Regions from separate parts of the Mus musculus genome. Here region 1 is linked to region 2. A link is a loop called in an ENCODE intact Hi-C map of the cell type or tissue named here. Cell type or tissue: heart. All regions are shown on one strand.

Evidence for each region. A loop is a pair of places that touch in the nucleus more often than their neighbours do. Peaks named below come from ENCODE experiments on the same cell type or tissue, not always from the same donor. Only the 100,000 strongest peaks of a DNase experiment are listed, where the experiment ranks them.
Region 1: it touches region 2 in a loop (1.8-fold over the local background); 2 of 42 quality-filtered maps call a loop at or near these places.

What each region holds. Positions count from the first base shown.
Region 1 is chr1:93,302,000-93,309,999 of GRCm38, forward strand. It overlaps Mterf4 (mitochondrial transcription termination factor 4), which reads right to left and starts at 3,880. Exons shown (of 4, transcript NM_178051.4): 1 at 3,826-3,880; 2 at 2,609-3,107; 3 at 719-903. The coding sequence starts at 3,846. Pask (PAS domain containing serine/threonine kinase) reads right to left here. Exons shown (of 18, transcript NM_080850.2): 18 at 7,438-8,000. It overlaps Gm28535 (predicted gene 28535), which reads left to right and starts at 3,965. Exons shown (of 3, transcript NR_151531.1): 1 at 3,965-4,108; 2 at 4,544-4,625. It also overlaps the pseudogene Gm7867. In heart, a CTCF peak has its summit at 3,710; a DNase peak (open chromatin) is centred at 3,842; H3K4me3 peaks cover 1,633 bases; H3K27ac peaks cover 847 bases.
Region 2 is chr1:93,232,906-93,240,905 of GRCm38, forward strand. Sned1 (sushi, nidogen and EGF-like domains 1) reads left to right here and starts at 2,992. Exons shown (of 31, transcript NM_172463.4): 1 at 2,992-3,296. The coding sequence starts at 3,084. In heart, CTCF peaks have their summits at 3,823 and 5,499 (motif pointing left); DNase peaks (open chromatin) are centred at 2,226, 2,856, 3,406 and 3,716; H3K4me3 peaks cover 1,927 bases; H3K27ac peaks cover 1,140 bases; H3K27me3 peaks cover 3,772 bases.

The DNA of each region.
Region 1 (8,000 bases), 69 kb after region 2:
CAAAGGGGCATACAGGGATATACTTTTCTTTAAATAGGGCAACAAAAATCATGAGTGTAGGAAAAATCAGACCCAAAGAAATCCTAAGATACCTAGGAACCTTTAAACACATGTGTGAGCATGCAGCTTGTTTTATCTGAGTATGTCCCAGCAGTGCTTCAGAGCTCAGAGGCCAGGCTAGCTGGCCCACAAGCCTCCAAGGACGCCCTGACTCTACCTCCCATCTCCCCACAGGGGTGCTGGGGCACTGGGCATCCAGCTTAGGTGGGTTCTGGGGATCTGGACTCAGGTCCTCATACCAGCTTTGTTTGCTTGTTTGGTTGGTTTTTAGAGACATGGTCTCTACATAGCCTTTGCTGTCCTGGAACTCACTGTGTAGACCATGCTGGCCTCAAACTCAGAGATCCGCCTGCCTCTGCCTCTGGAGTGCTAAGATTAAAGGAGTGCCCGCACTGCCATCACAGCTATGCACAAGTGCTTATGACCTATCTGTCACTAAACTTTTAGGGCAACTGTCACAATTTCTAAATCTCCTATACAAAAAGATGCCCCAAGGGTTGTAAAGTTTACCTACTTGGACCTGGAATGGGGCAGAGCTAAACAACAGGTTTGCTTTGGAGAGGAGAAAACTGAGGTGTTTTACTCAGAGGCTTCAGACCCTATTCAGCTTTAAAAACCTGAACACTCTGCCATCATCGGCCTAGTCACTTACTCTCACCTGGAATTTGTATTCTAGCTCGTTGGGGTCCTCCTGCAAAACAGTGGGGCATCTGTGCAGAACGTCTGTGATGTGCTGTGCCGTGAACAAGCACTTCTCCCTGAGGACCTTCACAACTCGGTCAATGTCCCGCTGATGCATGGTGAAAACCTCAGGGCAAACGGACAGCACCCGCTTCAGTTTCCCTGTAGAGTGTTAAGCAAAGCATGTAACTTTGGCATGTTCCCGAACGCCAAGGGCTAAACAACATTTAGGGGCTGGTAGATGAGTCAGTGGGTAAAGGCACCTGCCAGCAAACCTGAAACTTGAGTTCAATCCCCAAGACCCACATTGTGGCAGCAGACAATCAACTCTAGAAGTTGTCTTGTGGCACCCACATGGGGGCACAGCAGGATCCTCTCCCTCCACAGGACTGCCCATTCAGAGATCTACTTTCCATGAAGCACCACGCAAAGGACTCTTCACAGACCCAACAACCCTCCCTATGTCCCTGCCTTTTTCTAGTCTTCTATCTGAAGGCGGCAACTTCATACTCTAGGTCTCCTCTTGCTTGCCTAGCATAGAAAGCTTCCCGGGGATTCACTGGGGAATGTTAGAGGAGAGTGGTTTCCTGCACAGTGGGGCTCAGGCTGCTGCTTCTCTCTGTATAATCTAGACATTGTATAGAGACTAACAATCTCTAGACTTGAGAGTCTGAGCTCAATGAAGAGGCCTTTAGGAACAATGGTAGGAACAAGAATATCCAGAACACACAATTATAAGTAGTCTGAGCGTGACCATGTGTTATATCCAACTGTATTATTGTTTGTTTTGTAGGGTCTCCTTGGAAGGCCTGGAACCTGCAGAGCTCCATCCTCCTGACTATAGAGTTCAATTAAAAGAATGCACTACCACACCCAGCCTCCCCGTGTTTTACTGAGTTACATTAGTAACTGTATTCAGACAAATGATATAAGCAGGGCTTCATAAGTGAAGCAAATGGTCTTCTGATGAATAGTTGTGCCGATTTAAAAACTGGAAACTTAAAAGCCACTTAAGACTGTCAAGTAACTTTCCTAACAGCCTAGCTTCCCTGTGAAGAGGCGTTTCCAAAGAGTAAGCTTTATTTTCTCCTCTCAGGCTGTGCTTCACACACTGACTGAGCTTGGGCTTAGATCATGTTACAAGAGACAACGTGTCAAGGGGAACACAGTTATCTTTTTGCTTATCTTCTAGAGGAGGCATGCCGAGACACCAAACACAGTGGGCTCTAAGCCTCCCCACTTTGGGGGTGAAATCTTACCAGGAACAGTCAGTAATGAAATAAAAGCAGTCAAATGGGTAGAGTTCACTGGAGAGCCCCACCTCCCTTCTCCAGAAGGGTGACAGCTGTTGGAAGGTGGAGGGCACTCTAACAGCCTTCCAGGAACCGGGCACCATCAGCTCTGAAAGCTGTGTGTGGGATGTTTTTGCGGAGGTCACACATTTGCATACACATACATCACTACCATAGAGCAACACTAACCCACCAAAACCAGACTCCATGTCCCCATTGATCTGGAGCTAGAGATCTCAATGAACACACAGGAGGCTCACTTTGGCCTTGGTTCTCTCTTCTTGGGCTCCTCTATCCCACATCCCCCTTACAACGGCATCTGCAGAGAGCCCACTGCACATCTTCTTGAAGACACTGACCTCTCCTCAGCAAACTTTCCTACCTCACTTCCTCTGAGTAAGGTGTGTTTAGCCCACAGCACACATGCATCCCAGGGTATTGATGAATGCAGCCTAGCTCATTTGTAGGTGACAATTCCATGCCTTACTATCAAAAGGCTGGACATCCCTGCTAGGGTAAGCTATTTTCTCCCTAACTGACTCCTCTCCCTCTATAAAGTCTGCTGCATCTTATACCTTCTCCAAGGCCAAGCTTCCGAAGGTAACTGGAACGCCTCTTCATCTGCATGCTAGACAGTTTCAGCAACTGGGGATTTTTCTTCAAGGCATTAAATACAGGCTCTGGGTTCAACCCCAAGAGTAGGAGTTCTGAAACTATACCCAGCAACTGTTGAGGATGGACACTTGGCTGTATACTAAACAAGCTGTGAATGTGGGCTTCAGCAAAACCCATGTCCTGGAGGGAACGGATGACCTTTTCAGGCTCCAAGGACTCAGGATCCACACAAGGCTTCTGTTCCTCATGAAGACACTGAACAAGTCGTGTCCTGTTTTCTGGTTCCTGCATGTACTTTTGGGGTGTAATGCTGGAAAACTCTTGAAAGCTTCCTCTACCGGGCACTGTAGTCAGTTTGCAAGACAAAGAAGGGCTCATCTGTTTCTGTTCTCTGAGATGAGGGGTCTGCCTAACCAAACAGGCCCAGGAGAGGGCCAGTAGACGATGCCACTCAGGAACCTGTAAGGCAGAGCAAAAACAGAATCAGTCCCACCTCAGAATAATGACCACCACAAGATTACTGAGCCAGTAACCTTGAACCTCAGCTTGACCCTTGGCCCACAAAAGCTAACAGTTTTTGTAAACAATCTGTAAAATCTTCTCTGGGTCTAAAAAGTCTCCAAAGAATAAAAGTAGCATGCAAACGACCGCACTTACTGAAGATATTGAAGCATAAGCAATATCTACATACTGAAGATACAGGGCACGAGCAATAGTATTTGGTTGAAAATTCTGAACCTCAGACTAGCCACCAGACAGGTACACTACCTAATTTCATTCCAACAAAGGATAGTTTTGTTTTGTTTTTCAAGGATCCCTTCCATTAAAAGAAGAATATTTGGGGGAAGGAATCTGTCGATTTGTACACAGTAGCCCCAGGTGTTGGGACTAGCACATAACAAATTAAGCACAGAGCATCCGGTGCCCGCCAGAATGGTCTCAAACACCCCGCTCTTGCCGCTGGTGGTGGTCCAGGCCTCCCTAGCCATTAGGCAGCACACAGCCGAAACTCCGGAGAAGCCAGAAGCTATTCTGAGGGCCACACTGTCTGTGCACACGCCACCCGGGAGCGCTACTGCCACAAGGTGCCCAGACCGGAACACCAAGAACCAGCGTCAGCGCCTCCTGAACGTCCCGCCAACAGCCGCTGTGAGCCCGGGACCTAGGGCAACCTCACCTGCCTTCCCAGCGAAGCCATGGAGACCAAGCGAAGAACAACTGTGAGACCGGAAGAGGCGGTCCTTCCTGGCTCACAACGTCCGGCCTCCGATCTGTGTCCGCCGAACTCCCGGGGTGTGGCGTTCTTTCGTTCCGCAGCCAAGCCCTTGATCCCAGATGCTCGTGCCCAGCACCTGCAGCTTGCAGGTGCAGCTCCCTTTAGTTGGGCATACTCGGTTGCATGGTCTCTGCCAGGAACAAGCAACACTACCTGGGTTTTAAAACTGCTCTTCAGAGTACAGGTGAAACCAAACTACCCCGAAGCGCACACCGTCGTTTTCTGTTGTGAAACTACTTTTACTGGGGCCGGGGGAGGAGGGGAGAATATGACAAAAAACAATCACCTGTGTTAAAGATAGTACAAGGCCAAATAAGATAACGCTGTGATTGTGGAATTAGGATCCTGCAGACCAAAACCAAATTATCATGGATTATTCTTAGCCTTTTTGAAATCCATTCATCGTCCACCTGTCTAACTTAACAGCTTTGTGACAATGAATACCTTTAAAATATATTCCTAGACCAACAATGGTTTTCACCAATCCAAAAGCCAATAGCATCACTAAATAATATCTAAAACTGAGTTAAGTGTTTTCCTAGTTTTGCCTTATCCTTCCTATCTGTGGTCCCCACCAATGTGTCTGGTAAATGCCTTGATTTATGGCTTTATTCTCTAGCTAGTAATATCTCACCTAACTTCATCCATGGTGGAGAATCTTTTGGAAAAACCAAATTTGTGTTCCTGGGCTCATCTTTGAGGTAAGTAGGTTTGTTTGTTTGTTTGTTTGTTTGTTTTTTAACTTTATCTGCATTTATTTTATGCTGAATTTATTCACGTGCCATGAGTTTTTGTTTCTTGTTTCTTCTGGGATATCCTTTTCTTCTGTGCAACCTCCTCTTCTGGCTTTAGAATGATCTGTTCCCTCTCAGTGAGGATCATCTCAATGTGGCAGGGGGAGCTCATGTATGGGTTAATCCGGCCATGAGCTCTGTAGGTTCGTCGGCGCATCTTAGGTGCCTTGTTCACCTGGATGTGTTCAATGACAAGAGAATCTAAATCTAAGCCCTTAAGTTCAGCGTTACTCTCTGCATTTTTAAGCATGTGCAGCAAAAATTCAGCACTCTTTTTTGACCACCGACCAGCCGCATTGTTTGGCCTGGGCGCACCTACTGACTCCACCATTATAACACCGGAATGGCACACATTGCTTCTTTAAAGTGATGTCCTTCAGATACTTGGTGGCTTTGCAGATATGCATACCCTTGATGGCCTGGGCAGATTCCCGGGTGTTCTTAAAGTGAACACGAAGGTTTGAACCTCTTGATTTGCATGATTTTGGGGGGTTTTTCTGGGTCAAGAGAGTAGCGAAACATCTTGGCAGATGACCTCTGGCTGCTTACAGGAAGAGAGGAGGTAAGTAGTTTGTGATGGACACTGTAATACAGCAATAAGTTCTCAGGACAGCCCAAACTCTCCCTGAAATGGTTATGTACAGATCTAGACCCAGATAAAAGTATTTGGTAAGTTCTGTTGTTTACAGACTTGTGTTTAGTCAGCAAGATGGCTCAGGAATTCAGACACTGACCACACCAGCTTGGTGACCTGAGTTTGATTCTAGGGACCCATGCAAAAGTGAAGACACAAACCCACTCCACCGAGCTGTCCTTTGAGACAGACAGACAGACAGACAGACAGACACACACACACACACACACACGAAGGTGTCTGCTATTTTTAAAAAACAGAATATGGCCCAAGTAATGAAATTACAGGGAAAATGACAATAGCCCTCCCAGCCCAGAGGTCTGGCTTCACTTATGGATGGAGCACCAGAAGCTTCCAAACCAACCTCTATGCACTGAATTTGCATCTTAGACATGAAGGTGTCTTAGTCAGGGTTTCTATTCCTGCACAAACATCATGACCAAGAGACAAGTTGGGGAGGAAAGGGTTTAGTCAGCTTACACTTCCACATTGCTGTTCATCACCAAAGGAAGTCAGGACTGGAACTCAAGCAGGTCAGGAAGCAGGAGCTGATGCAGAGGCCATGGAGGGATGTCACTTACTGGCTTGCTTCCCCTGGCTTATTCAGCTTGCTTTCTTAGAGAACCAAGGACTACCAGCCCAGGGATGGTATCACCTACAAGGGGCCCTCCCCCATTGATCACTAATTGAGAAAATGCCTTGCAGCTGGATCTCATGGAGGCATTTCCTCAACTGAGGTTCCTTTCTCTGTAATAACTCCAGCCTGTGTCAAGTTGACACACAAAACCAGCTAGTACAGAAGGGGAGGGAAGAAAACAAAGAAGCTGTGTTCTAACAGCTGCCTAGATTCCACCACTTCTAAGCCATACCTATTTCTTGCCGGCCTATTGGCTGCTCCAGAGAAAAAGGATCTGGCTATTGCATCAATAAACACATAACTGCTTTGTGCTAGGCAATGATCTAGTGCTGAAGTGCTTAAACATCTTTTGACAGAAAGATTCTATCTATAGAGGACAAGAAAGTTGTAATCTGTATAAAACTAAAGAATTACTTTTGTCTTAATTTTCTTCCTAAATAAATATTATTTAAGCCTTTACACCTAAAGCCTAAGGAAACTCTGCCACTCCAACTTTTTGAGAACAATCTAGGAACCTGAACAAGTCAGCCAGCTCTGAAGCAGTGGTAGCTAAGACACAGGGTACTGTGAAAATCTGGCGGCATCTTCAGTCCTCACCAAATTTCATTCTTAAATCAGACTTGAAATTCCACGGGAAAAATTATAGCTGCTGCCTCACAACTTTAGTCTCAAGGCTTTATCTTTGGTTTTGTTCTTCTGCAAAGAACACTCATAAGGCATCGGACTGTAAAACCAAAAGCTTTAATGATTTTCTTTTCTTTTCTTTTCTTTTTTTCTTTTTGGTTTTTTGAGACAGGGTTTCTCTGTATAGCCCTGGCTGTCCTAATGATTTTTTTTTCTAATATAGAAATGGTTCTTGGAAAGCTGGATTTTGTATCTTCAACCGGCTATACTCCTGTCTGGGGGAAAGAACAATTCTGCAATATCTTGTGTTTTATGTGTAATAAAGACTATAAGGGAAAATGTTTGTTTCATTCTTGGAAACAAAGTCATCTGAAATCAAAAGCTAAAATGTCACTAACTTCTGAATGTCACTAACTTCTGGGAACTGGGTCCTAGAAACCGTCACAGACACTGGTAGGGTTGAAGCTCTTCAACTAGACATAAAGGTATAGTTAGAGCCCGTCACATTAGACAAAGTAGAGCTGAGCCAGTCACAGGATGTCTGAAAGTACTAGCAGGGCATTATGGATTAACAGATGACTAACAAGCCTGAACCCCCAGACCAAACTAGGACAGATTTCTTTTTAGCTATAGTAAATAGGGTACAGAAATGGAAAACAAAAGTCAGGCAGTGGTGACACACGCCTTTGATCCCAGCATTTGGGAGGCAGAGGCAGGCAGATTTCTGAGTTCGAGGCCAGCCTGGTCTACAAAGTGAGTTCCAGGACGGCCAAGGCTACACAGAGAAACCCTGTCTCGAAAAAACAAACAAACAAACAACAACAACAAAAAGAAATAGAAAACCAAGTTTATCTCATATAGTCCTGGCCAGTTTAACTGTTAACTAAGTAGCTTTAATTTGGAAAATTTTTAAGAAAATAAATAAATATTCTGGCCATTTTTGTCTGGCCACTTCTATAGACTCCATACATCTGTCACATGTCACATGTACCAAGTCAGTGGGAAAGAAACCTACACACAAAACCAGGAAGAACTGGGCATGGTGACACACACCATCAGTCCTAATGCTTGGGAGGCAAGCGCAGGCAGATCTGTCAGTTTAAGGTCTACCTGGTCTACATAGTTGAGTTCCAGGCCAGCCAAAGTTACATGGTGAGATCCTGTCTCAAAAACTTACAAGCAAAAACAAACAACAAAAATAGAGAACTTAAACACTCCTTGTGTCTTTCTGAGGCTTACAACTTAAAGCCCTTTAATAGTACAGTATAACTGAACATTAGAATGATTTTCAAGGTTATAAAAAAACATGAATTACAAGTCTATATCATAAACCTAAGAAAACTAGCATCGCAGGCTCTTGTAGCATTTGCATAGGAATCTAGAAGCA
Region 2 (8,000 bases):
TGAGGCCTCTCCCAACCCATCCTGGAAGAGTAGATGGTCACTGGAGGGAGGGAAGGGCTTGTTTATGCTTTGTGAAGAAAAGAATTGTTGTAGGGAGCATATGTTACTCCAGCTACCTCCAAAGAGAAGCAGCAAAAGGTAGGGTAGGCTGCAGCCTCAGGCCTGCTGTGTGGGACCAGCTGACTAGCCTGGTTCCCCTACCAGGCGGAACAAGGATAGTGTTCCCCATCTTGACCTTCATGGACTCCTAAGGCCTGAACATCTGGTGGGTGGCTCTGGGGCTCCCCCATGTAAACAGGCACACACAGTCAGGCCCTAAATTAAAGTGTCACAGGCCTCTTGAGAAGCTCAGGTTTCCTGCTGCAGAACATGAGCCTGCTTGATAAAACGATTTGGGTTGTGATAAATGTGGATTTTCTGTGGTAGACAAAGGCGCCCTTGAGTCCAGAGGGGAACCTAAAACAGCTTGTTGCTGAAAAGTATTTCCTGATCATATTTTTAGCACCTGAAAAAAGATTCTTTTACTCTCTCTTTTTGCCTGTGGGTCTCGTGTGTGTGTGTGTGTGTGTGTGTGTGTGTGTGTGTGTGTGTGTGTGTGTGTAATGTGATACCCAGCAACAACAGTGAGATCTGTTAGCCTCCCCACCTCACCCCCAACCCTGTCTCCCAGGCCTTGTTGAAAACCTACACAGGGCATCCAGTTGGGGATGGCCGTAAGCACCACACCACTACCCTTGATGGAGATCAGAGGATCCAGCCTGCAGCTGGACCTGTGCACAAGCCCAGCTCTGAGATGGGCCTCTGTCCTGGTATCCCACAGCTGGTCAGGAGATTCTAGTGGAAAGCAGTCAGGACCCCATGTCTCACCACACCTGGAGGGATACTCAACGACGCTATTGAGCACTGCTGTGTACTTGATAGTGTGCTGAGTGCTGTGCCAACCCAGAAATCCCTGAGCAGACCCAAACCCTTGACTAGGACCCTCTGAGGCATGTGCTCCCGGAGAAGGTTGGCAGCGTTGAGATGGGAACAGTGGCCTGGCAATAGGTAGAGCAAGGTTGTGTGGTTGGAGAGAGCAAGGATCGGTAGTTATGGGCTCTTCTCAGTGCCCCATGGGCAGAAAGGCAAATCCGAGTTCTCCCTAGGCTTGGTGCTGCCTGCTACACTTCTGTATGAGAAAGCCAATGAGAGAGGAGAATAGAGCTTCCAAGGAGGCCCTGTGCCCAACACCAGAAAGCAAGAGGCTCTTAGGTCCCCAGCATGGTGGCCAGGCCTGCTGGCAGCTCTGTGCTAGAAGCTGTGCAGGAGGCCTTGCGAGGCCTGGTCCTGACCGTGATGTGGTCTGGTCAATGAGACGACGGTGTTTACCAGAGAGTACTCTTACATCCAGAAGCCTGGCCCAAGGGCTGATCGGTTTTTGTTTTGTTTTTGTTTTTGCTAGCCAGGGTTTCTTCATATAGCTCTGCCTATCCTAGAACTCACTCTGGCCTCAAACTCAGAGATCCACCTGCCTCCTGAGTGCTGGGATTAAAGTCGTCACCACGCCTGGCACCAGAGGCTGATCTTCTCTAGCCAACTGTACAGCAAAACATTTCACATCTCCAGCCTTGGCTTACCCCTCTGCCAATCAGGATCACTACACAAAGCTGGAGGGGTGGGACAGAGGAAGGCAAGCCATGTACCAGGTGTGGGGTAGACGTGGTCAGTGCAAACAAAAATGGTCTCCTTAAATTTGGTGCCTGGTCCCCGACGCTGAGGGTTGGGCGTATCACAGTGGTGAGTCTGCTAAGAACAGGATCTGTGTAAGCTAGGTACCCCTGACTGACACACGGAGAACTCTCTGCTATACTTGAAAAATAATATGCAATGTCCCTTGTGGAACTGAGACACAGCACATGCTTGTTAGAGAGATTTTGGGAAATCCAGAAAAATGCAAAGCCAGCACAAACCAGAATCTCCGGGGCAGCTGCTGCTACTTCTGTAGCTTTTCTTTTTCTTCCTTGCTTCTCTTTGAGAGGCAGCATCTTGTCTTTGGGGATCCCAGACTTGGCTTATAGTCACATTATCCAACAGTAGGATCTGGGTGCAGACAAGGTGGTGAGAACTGAGGCCCCCAAGAGGCGCCAAGGGGACACAGAAAAAGACCAGGTTGCACCCCTGAGGCAGGACAGCCACTTACAAAGCAATTCTTAAGAAGATCGAGAAAGGTTAAGGAGCCACAGCAACTAACTTGCCCCCAGGGCCTGGGTGACCAGCCTACCCCGCAGGTTTCCCTAACATTGTCCAGCTGTGCTGCATGACTGATCCCATAGGGGAAAGTCCTTACACGAGAGAAAGCTAAGTAAGTCTTCGAGTCTCCCAGACCCAAGGTTCATCCTCAGTGAAACCAGAAAAGGAATAGACCCTAGGACAGGTTTCAGCTGGTTCTGAAAGTTGATGTCCTAACTTAGGGCTGGGGTGTGGCCACGCAAGGTTTGTGTAAGTGTTGTAGGGAGAAGTGGCCCAGACTGGCATTCTGTCAGGAAAAGCCAGATGCTCTGGCCTGACAGGGACCCCAGAGGACACACAGGAAGCCTGTTCAAAATCAGGCCTTAGGGCAACAAGTCAGCTTCAGAACTGCTGGGTTTGCCCACGCTCCTCCTGTGGGCAGGCCTTAAGCTGGTGACAGGAGACTGTAAGTCCTCACCTCAACATAGCCCAAATGCAAGAGAGCAAAAGGGCCTCGGTTTGGAGGTGGAGCCAACCCAGTACTAGTTCGGCTTTAATGAGCCTCGACACAGAAGGGCCTGGGAGCTACGCTCCGCTCCCGCACCCTCCCACTCCGCGGACCAGCAAGTTAAAAATGCCACTATTTGCATGACCCCGCCTCTCCCCGCCCCTCCCGAGTGGCCGGCTGGGCAGGCTATTTAAACCCCGGTCCCCGCGTTAGGCAGGCGGTCCGCAGTCGTGCCTCACGCCTTCCTAAGCTGCGCGGGTCTCCGGAGTGCGACGCGAGCTAGCGGAAGGGAACTGTGCGGCCAGTCGGTCGTGCGGTGACTGCAGCCACCTGCCCGAGCCCCGTGGCCCGCCCTCAGATCCCGGCGATGCGCCTCGGCGCCGCCTGGGCGCTGCTGCTGGCCGCAGCCCTGGGGCTCGGGACGCGCGGGGTGCGCGCTGCCGTGGCCCTCGCCGACTTCTACCCGTTCGGCACGAAGCGCGGCGACACCGTCACCCCGAAGCAGGACGACGGCGGCTCAGGGCTGCAACCACTCTCGGTGCCCTTTCCGTTCTTCGGCGCCGAGCACTCCGGACTCTACGTGAGTAACCCCGAGCTCGAGGGGGCTCCGGGGAGGGCGCCGCTGCCCTCCACCCCAACTCTTGCCGCTGCCGCCGCCAGCAACTTGGCACCGCGGCAGCCAGAGGTGGAATGAGGACAGCGCTTCCTCTCTCCCGCGGCCAAGGCCGGACAGCGACTGGCGGGAGAGGCGTGGGCAGGGCGGGGCGAGCAACCGCCAGGGCACCTAGGCGACAGCCAGGCCAGCGGAACGCGGCGCGCCCCTGCTGCTCAAGGCCCGACCTGTTTGGGACGTTGGCAGAGTTCGACAGGCTTCCGCAGAGCTGCGGGTCCCCCAGTGCCTAGTGGGGAGCCTTCGATCCTGTTCCTTCACAGTGAGCTATGTGGTAGTAGGCACATGGCCTCTGGCCACAGTTACCCTAGTGGGGTATCTGGCTTGTGATGGTCTCAGCCCTCTCTAAGCCATTTCAACCTCACCCACAGTTAACACCCAAGGCCCACAGCCAGAAGGAATTCGGGCATGATTTGCTTAGTTGCAGGAGACCTGCGCTGGGCAGGGCTGGCAGCTAGGGGCAGTGTAGAGGGGCTTACCCCTTCCCCTCCCCATCTTAGTCCCCTGGAGGTTGGCCACCAAGATCAGACCCTCTAAACAGGGCTCCCAAGGGTAATTCCTCACTCCAGCCCCAGACACGAATGCTGGAGAGGTCTCAGTGGATTGCAGAACCTGAGTGCCAGCCTCCATGTTCTCAGGGTCTGACCCTGCGCCAGTCACCTGTGCACAAAGGGATGATCTGTAGTGAAATGAGCCTCCTGAATTACTCAAATCCACTTAGAAACGCCAGAGCCAACGTAGTCTATAGTTAAAGCACCATCTTCTCACACACCCTCTGCCGAATCCAACACCAATCACCATTAGCTCTACCAATGATTTTGCCATTAGTGCCACCACATCCACTATCACCGCCTCCACTGGCACACTCACCTCCGCCATAAGCACTGCTGCCTTCAGCCGCCATACTGTCATCCCTACCATCTTGAACACTGCCTCCATCACCAGCCACGTGGTCTGCATTGCCATCCTCCTGGCCACCACTGTCCACGGGGCCTATTCACCGCCACCACCATCTCCAGAACCCTGTACCCCACAGTGACAAACATCACACAGTCCACCACTGTGTCACAACCTGGTGGCTGACTTCCCTGTGCCAACTCAGAATGGCCTCCTCACCTTGGTGGCAGTGCCTGGTGCTATAACCATGGAGGGGCATAGAGGGAGAAGAAAGGGAAGACATCCCTGATAATCCTTCTGCCCTGGGACTTGGCAGAGCAAAGATTTCTTATAGTAGGCAGTAGACAAGAAGAGCTGTGTTCTGGGTCTGCCCAGCAGGAAGAGGCCTGTACATCCTAGGAATGTGGAGACTCACCCTAACAGAGCTGTCTAAATGTTCTTTAAGCATTCTGGCTAGCCTTGGATTTTCCACTCCAAGTCACAGGTGAAAATATTATTAAAATGTTTAGTTGACCTTTTTAACATGAGCAACCGACCTCTGGCTCTTAGAGAAATACACACCCTACCAGAGCCTCTCCCTGAAATGTAGATACTCTTTAGAAAATACTCGCTGGTGTGGTCATGGTGCGCACAGCGAACCTCACCTTTCCCATTGCTCTGTGGGAAAGGAAATGGAATTCTCCGAGAAGCCGCGCCCATACATCTGGCCTGAAACAGCACTTAGGGCACATGTATAGGTGACAGGCCACATCAAGGCTATGTGGAGAAAAGGAGGCAATGAGTCTGGAGCAGGGTGTCTGCTGAGTGTCCCCAGCCCCACCCAGGCTGAGAGGACCCCGGATGCCTCTGCTCGGGCCCTCATCCTGCATAGTGAGGTAGGGCGTCAGTAGCTCTCCTGGCTTTGACGGCTTGCCTAAGAGTAGGCTTGTTGGAATAGTGAGTGAAAGAATGAATGCCCCATATTTCTGTGTCACTCCACATTCCAACAAGAATGTCCTTAGGGAGGCTCAGACCTGTTCCCAGACTGACAGCTCCATCTTGAGGGTGGCTCCTATCTAGAAAGGACCTTGCATTCAGCCGCTTGCTTCCTTGTGTCCTAGTAACTGGCCCTGGAGTTGCTAAGAGCATGTGGTGTTGCTTACACCATTTGAGCACAGGTAAGGAGAAGCTCCTGGCGGGTGTGGGGTACTGCCCACCACCTGCTGGCTGGAAATGTTACTACTGCCAGATTCCCAGGAAAGACTGAAGCTGTAGTCTTTCCTGCTGGCCGGCTGGGTCTGAGTCTTGTCTTAGTTGGCATTGGGAGCCCCCACTGTGGCCTTGGCCAGCATACTACCTGTCAGCTTCTGTTCCTTAGTTGTCAGAAAAAGGAGTGCCGTGTGAGTGCCATATTCTTCCAGATGCTGGGCTCCTCTAAGGGCCAGGAGTCTGTTAAGGTGGTCCAGTGGCTGGAAGCATGGGTCTTCCAGTTGTATATCCAACCTGAAGTGGATGAAGGGGTGAACAGGGTGACGGCCCTCTGGAAGGTCAACTCCAGCAATTCTCCAAGTGACCCATCCAGCCTTGCTGAGCCTCATGCCCTCTGATCTCCCCTGACTATAATGGTCTTTCCGAAAACTCTGGGGTCAAAATGAAGAGACTGTTAATAGACTCACTTGAACTCTTGCTGACCAGAACATCAGTTCTCATACCCTGGAGGCAAGGCTTGAGTCCATACTATCCAATGAGCCTGTGATGGCCTCCCTGCCCTTAGAGAACAGCTCTGGCTCTGCCCTTCAGACTCTGGGCCCAGAGCAGCTTCTTGTGTTTCCATCAGCATCCCACCTTGATATTCCTTGGCATTCCTCAGTTTAGCTCTGGCAGAGCAGACAGTGGTTTCTCCCTCTGTCTGATGCCAGGTCCTGCTTGTACGTGATCCTGAGTCTCTCAGAAGGTCACTGTGTATCAGTGGGGATTTTCTAGAGCTGGCAGCCAGACATCCTGTACGGTGATGGTTAGACTTGGGACTGCAGTGAGAAGTGCAGGTGAGAACTTATTCTGAGGATTCAGACTAACAACCTACAGGTTTGAGTGAGTGTCCAGATACCACCTTACTGTGCCCCTGACTTAGTCAGGGTTTCTATTCCTGCACAAACATCATGACCAAGAAGCAAGTTGAGGAGGAAAGGGTTTATTCAGCTTACATTTCCATACTGCTGTTCATCACCAAAGGAAGTCAGGACTGGAACTCAAGCAGGTCAGGAAGCAGGAGCTGATGCAGAGGCCATGGAGGGATGTTACTTACTGGCTTGCTTCCCCTGGCTTGCTCAGCTTGCTTTCTTATAGAACCCAAGACTACCATACAGGGATGGCATCACCCACAATGGGCCCTCCCACCCTTCATCACTAATTGAGATAATGCCTTACAGTTGGATCTCATGGAGGCATTTCCTCACCTGAAGCTCCTTTCTCTGTGATAACTCCAGCTTATGTCAAGTTGACACAAACCCAGCCAGTAGAGCTCCCATAGTGGGACCCAAACTGAAGTCCTGTTTCTCTGAAACATGGTCCAGGCTTCTGTATCTTCACTGAATGCCCAGCTCCTGGCCTTCCTTACCATCTGCCCTCTCTACTGGCAGACATACTCTCTGGGGTGGAGAACATCAATGGGATTCTCTGTCTCCTCCCCATCCCACACTTGCCTGGCTCTTTAAAAAAACCCATCTCTGAATATGGCTCTGACACTTGTCCTAAGACTAAGAAGTGACGCCCCTAAAGGCCCAGGACCACAGGACAGGGGCTTATGTAGAAAGGGACAGCACAGACAAGCAGCCTGGCTAGGTCCCACACGACTTCTTCTTCTGACTTCTAAAACTGTCACAGCATCACAATGACTGTGGCCTTTATTTCCTTTCTGGTAAGAGCAAAAGGATGTGAGGCTGACATTTCCTATCTGGCCTGAAAATCTCTTCTTTTTGATGGAAGCTTTTATACTTATTTACATTGAATATGGTTACCCGTATGGTGGGTTTATCTTCCTGATTTACTATGTACATGTGAAATTGTTTTCTTTCCTCTTCCAGTAGCATTTAAAGTACCTTCCAGTACTAGTCAGCAGGGGTGGAGCTCCTCGTTAGCCACCAGCTCAATTTCTCCATGTTCAACCATGTAAGTTTTGTGTTCAGCAATAGGCCTTTGCCACCAGGTTATGGAGAGTAACCAATAGCCTCGGCTTTAGCCTGTCATGTTAGGGGGAAGCATATGGAACCTCTTCGGCCAACATTCTGTCTTCAAATAGAACTTTGTTCCTTCAAATACAGAGCCAGGCCCTCACAATGGCATCCAGCTATTTCCCCATGCCGCTTCATGTTGTTGCCATAGTTTCCCGTATGTCATAAGCCCAAATAATACACTGTTAATATTTTGCTGTAAACAGCCGATTGTCATTTAGAGAGGTTTTAGATTAGATGGTCTTTTCTGTTTACCCAGGTCTGCCATTTGCAGACCTCATTCCGTAGCAGCAGTGGCTCCCTGTCTCACACTTTTCCAGTACTGGGACATTCCTTGTAGGCCTCACTTGCTGAGCACCCGCACTCTAGTCTGAGAACCGTATTGATTTCCCTTCCTTTCAAAAGCTGTGTCTGCAGTGTGCAGGTGGAATTCTGTGTTGGACATTCCATTCTTAAAGAAGGTGTCCCACTGGCTGTGCATGTACACAGTTTCTCGCAGGGACTCTCC